Linked DNA regions of Homo sapiens: region 2 is linked to region 1. A link is an interaction called in ENCODE POLR2A ChIA-PET data of the cell type or tissue named here. Cell type or tissue: Caco-2. All regions are shown on one strand.

Region 1 (2,500 bases):
TTTTCTTTCTTTAGGATAAGGCTTTGGGGCCAGGGTAACAAGAACAGAAAAGGAAGAGACAGGAAATGTGAATGAAAAGGGCTTTGGGGTTTTGGTTTGTTTGTTTTTGGAGACAGAGCCTCATTCTGTTGCCCAGGCTGGGGCGCAGTGGCACTATCTCAGCTCACTGCAACCTCCGCCTCCTGGTTCAAGCGATTCTCCTGTCTCAGCCTCCTGAGTAGCTGGGATCACAGGCACCTGCCACCACACCCAGCTGATTTTTGTATTTTTAGTAGAGATGGGGTTTCACCATGTTGGCCAGGCTGGTCTTGAACTCTTGACATCTACCCACCTCAGCCTCCCAAAGTGCTGGAATTACAGGCATGAGCCATTGAGCCCAGCTGAGAGCTTTGGTTTTAATGCTATTCCCTAAAGTTTTATTCTACAAGAGCAAATTATTGTCCTCATCAAGCAGATTTATTCAAAAATGTGACTTGGCCTAGGGGTCTTGTTTTCTGAGCCTTTGGCAAATCCAGCACCTGGCATACAGGAGGCACCTCCATACTTATACTGATGAAGTAAGATAACTCTTAAGGTTTTTAGTCTGAGTAAAATCCTGGAGGAACAGGATTGCCATTTAATAAGGTGGCCATGAATTGAGAAGACAAGGAGCTTGGTCTTGAAAGCTCTTAGTCTGGGGTGTCTGTGAAGACGCTGGTAGGCAGCTCAGGACAGGAATCCAGAGTTTTGGGAGGAGTCATGGGCAGACAGTATTTAAGGTCATGAGATGTGAGTGTAAGAGTTAAATAAAGAGGAAAGAAACATGAAAAGCCACTCAACAGTCAAAGATAGGTTATTTTGGAAAATAAACCTGAGAGGGGCTTCTGGCCGACTTAGGTCAGAGGCCCTCTCTCTTACAAAATAAGAGTATTTAAGGGTTCAGGGTGGGAGAGCTTATCACAGGCTCGGAATGTTTCTGTGTCTCTTTGTCTTGCTTATCTGGGAGGGAGAGTTTTTGCATCTGTTCCCACACATCTTCCTGCAGCTGCAGGCATACCACCCGAGTTTGCTTTTAGCTTCCCTATCTCAGCATGCCTAAAGGGAAAGAAATGTGCTTATTAGGGCCCACTGTTTTACTGGGGCCCATTGTATGAGGGTGAAGTTTGGTGGTTACGAAGAGACTTTCCCTCCTCCCTCTGTGCTCAAGCTGTCTTATCTGTGTTTCATTGTCTGCTCTTCCTGGCTGCATTTCCTTGAAACGCATGAGGTTAGAAAGGGAGCTGGAACTTTTGGAGTTGTTTGTCCAAGATGACAGTGCTCCTGCTCTGTCATTGAGGAGATGGCCTAGGGACAGAGCCAAGGCCGGAGAGGAGGTCCAGGGCCTGTGTTCTTAAAGTTGGGGCACCCCAACTTTAAGATGTGTGTTGGGGTAGGGGAAGGAGTCCAAGACAGAGCCACCCGTGCATGAAGGGGAATCCTAGCAGGAGTGGTCCTCTTGGTTGTTGTTTCAAGGAGAAAAAAGGAATGCACTTGCTGCCGACGTGTCATATCCTGCCTCAGAGTCATTAGGAAGGGGACTGAGAATTCTCACTCGGTTTAGCAATGGGGAGGTCGTGGGCCACCTGGGCAAAAAGTATTTCAGTGGAGTCTGATGAACAAGGTTCAGGAGAAAAAAATCAATCAATCTAGGAGGTCCAGTATTTTGACTAAAAAGTATTCCAAAGACATTCATTTGACTATTTGTTACTGAGCATTTAGGGTCAGGCACTGTTCTGGGCACTGAGGATAAAGCAGTGAACAAAAGAGACACAAAGAGTTTATATCCTGGCCAGGCTCGGTGGCTCATGCCCGTAATCCTAGCACTTTGGGAGGCCTAAGCGGGAGGATTACTTGAGCTCAGGAGTTTGAGACCAGCCTGGGCAACATAGTGAGACTCTGTATCTATTTAAAAAAAAAAAAAGAAGAGGTTACATCGTAATAGGGGAAGATTATATAGTAGGTCAGATGGTGATAATAAGACTTAGTGAGAAAAAGCAGAGGTGGGAAATCAAGGGGTTGGGGGCAGGTTGGTTTTAGATGGGAAAGTGCAGAGTCCACGGGCACAGATGTGGGGAGGTAGGGAGGTGTTATGGGAGCTTGAGGAATGTTCTTTCCTATTTGTTTCTTTTTTCTTTTCCTTTTTTTTTTTTTTTTTTTTTGAGACAGCCTTGCTCGGTTGCCCAGGCTGGAGTGCAGAGGTGCGATCTCACTGCAACCTCCGCTTCCCAGGTTCAAGCGATTCTCGTGCCTCAGCCTCCTGAGTAGCTGGGACTACAGGCATGTGGCAGTATACCTAATTTTTGTATTTTTAGTAGAGATGAGGTTTCACCATGTTGGCCAGGCTGGTCTCGAACTCCTGACCTCAAGTGACCCACCTGCCTCAGCCTCCCAACGTGTTGAGATTACAGGTGTGAGCCACCACGCCTGGCCCCTATTTGCTTCTAGGTTCTGAGAGAAATAGGAAGCAAGGCCATAAGGAGGA
Region 2 (2,500 bases), 490 kb after region 1:
TGATTATCGCCTCCTTTTGCATGTGAAAAAACAAGGCGCAGAGAGGCTGAGCTGCCCAAGGCCCAAGGCCCAAGGCCACAGAGCTGGGTTTGATCTGGAGGCTGATTTGGAGCTGGCACCCCCATAACTACTGCTGCGGTGCCAGCAGAGTGACAGGAGATGAGTCTCTGTAGCAGGTGTCTTCCAGCTCAGCCTGTGTTTGGTGTAACGTCTCTTCTGAGAGTGTTGGAAGCTGCAGGTTTGGGATAAGTTGGGGTCTTGCTCAGTGTCCCTGGCTGTGAGATCCCTGTTCCTGCACGGTCCCACCAGGAAAGTCGGTGGACAGGTAGATGTGATAGTGTCTGGCCTGGTGGCTCCTGGTGGGGCCAGGTCCCCTCCAGGTGTGGAGCCTGCCAGCCAGGCTCTGGCCAGTCCGGTCCCCAGGAGGCCCAGGAGGCCCACTTCTTGCTTTGTCCCTCTGGTTTTGACAGTCTCCCACTCTAGGGCCGCCTGCTGCTCCCCAGGCAGGTCTCGGGCTGCAGGTGCCATCCTCAGATGCTTGTGTCTGGGGCCTCATGGGGGCACCCTGGCGCTAGTTCAGGGGCAAATGTCTGTGACTTTTGTGTTTTGCTGACTACACACCCTGACTCCACACCCTGTCCATTCGGAAGCACTACAGCGCCCTGTCACCTCCACCTCATCCTGGTAAGTCCTTGTTTAGATACAAAGGGACACAGGGAGGCGGCTCCTGGAACTTCACACAGACACCTGTCACCGGAAAGGGGAAGGCTGGGCCGAGGGTCGGGTGGTCTCTGGTGCAGCTATAGCCAGCTGTCTCCCTCTGTCTCTCCCCGCTTCCTCTCTCCCCTCCTTCCTTTCTCCCCTCCTTCCTCTCTCCCCTACTCTCCCTCTCTTTCTCTTCCCTCCTTCCCTCTTCTCTCTCTCCATGTCTGTCTGTCTCTGTCCCCTCCCTCTCTCTCCTCCCTCTCCTCCCTCTCCCTCTCTCTTTTGTCTTTCTCTCTCCCTCACCCCTGCCCTCTCCCCATCTCTCTCCCTCCCTCTCCTCATCTCTCTCCCTCCCTCTCCTCTCTGCTGTGCTCATCTCAGGAGCTGGCCTCTCTCTTGCCTCCAGCACACAGACTCCCTCTCCCCACTATAGAAACATGGCCGCCCCCCGGTGCACACCCTGACCTCAGTGCACCCCTTGCCCTGCAGCTGGACTGCACGTGGCGACTGGGCCCTCACCTGGCCTGGCCTCGGATGGATGCCTGCGTCCCCTGCAAGCGACCCCACAGATGCAGGTCACATGTTTACGTTGTGCCAGGTGGGAGGGACATTTTGATCAACAGCCACCATAAAGCCACGGGGTCGGTGGGGGCGGGTGTGGCAGGGCAGGGCGGAGGTGTGAGGAGGATCTATTTAAGGGAAGGAGAGCATTTACTACAGCAGGGAACAGGAGGAAAGGAAACGGCCACCAGTGCTGGTACTCCAGCTTGGCCCGCAGCTGCCCCCTCGCCATGCACCTATTTGATTGGCTGCTTCCTGCTTTTCCTGTGTGGGTGGATGGAGGGTGGGACGGGAAGGCAGGAGGGTGTCTGAGCATCCGTGATCTGGGCCCGGAGGGGACTGGCTCCAGCTGGGTTTGGAACTCAACAAAGTCCCTAGTGGTGGCACCAATCATCACAGAGCAGCACGTTTACCCAGAACTTCTTGAGTTTTGCTCAGCAAAGGAACACGGAGCAGTTTCCGCAGCTCAGGAGTGGCTGGTCCTGCAGCTGAGGAGCCGAGCGTCCAGCCTTCCTCATGCCCCATCCAGGGGTCGGTGCTTCATCCGGGGACAATGGGGAGCCAGAGAAGGACGTTGAGGGGGCAGTCACCCATCAGGGGCGCACTGTGGAACCAACTCTTTAGCTGCTGGTGTGGAGAAGGTGTGGGAGGCAGGGGGCAGGGAGAGCATGAGGAGCCTCATCCCAGGCTACAGAGAAACACGGAGGCTCACCAGGGCCGTGGCTGGGAGGTGGCACTGGCCGAGGGCCTGAAGGACTCTGCTGCTGCTAAGACTGTGGGTGTGGAGGGGAGGGAGCCGAGTGGGACCGCGGTGCCAATGGCTTCAGAAGCCACTTTGTTAATAGATAAGCGAGGAGAGGAATGATTAGAATGAGTAACCAAGCAGAAGGTGGGCGGTGGGTAAGAGGGATCACTCGTGGAAAATTCCTTGCTGCCAATCTGGCTGGAGAAGGATCTGGAACCTTGAGTCGAAGGCTGTTGCTCTGCAGAGTTCTCCTGGAGCCATGATCCACCTGTCAGGAGGACACACCCAGGCCACCCAGGGCCACCAGGGATCGCTGGCGCGATCTTGAGTTTGGGTCCTGGGCCATCACCTCCCAGAGCCCCCCGATCTGTAGGAGGCGCATACATTCCCATGGAGCTCCCTGATCTGTAGGAGCTGCCACTTCACTGGCAGCTGCAGAGCATCTCCAGCATCCATGCCGCAGAGCCAGGCCTCCCCCAGGCAGACACA

Evidence for each region. ChIA-PET counts read pairs that join two places held together with the same protein. Peaks named below come from ENCODE experiments on the same cell type or tissue, not always from the same donor. Only the 100,000 strongest peaks of a DNase experiment are listed, where the experiment ranks them.
Region 2: POLR2A ChIA-PET joins it to region 1 with 5 read pairs; 2 of 35 experiments call an interaction of 5 or more read pairs at or near these places.

What each region holds. Positions count from the first base shown.
Region 1 is chr4:4,322,915-4,325,414 of GRCh38, reverse strand. No RefSeq gene overlaps it. Among named protein-coding and RNA genes, the nearest start is that of ZBTB49, 34 kb to the right of the region's middle. In Caco-2, no CTCF peak of the experiment used is centred here; a DNase peak (open chromatin) is centred at 1,035.
Region 2 is chr4:3,833,480-3,835,979 of GRCh38, reverse strand. No RefSeq gene overlaps it. Among named protein-coding and RNA genes, the nearest start is that of ADRA2C, 68 kb to the right of the region's middle. In Caco-2, no CTCF peak of the experiment used is centred here; no DNase peak of the experiment used is centred here.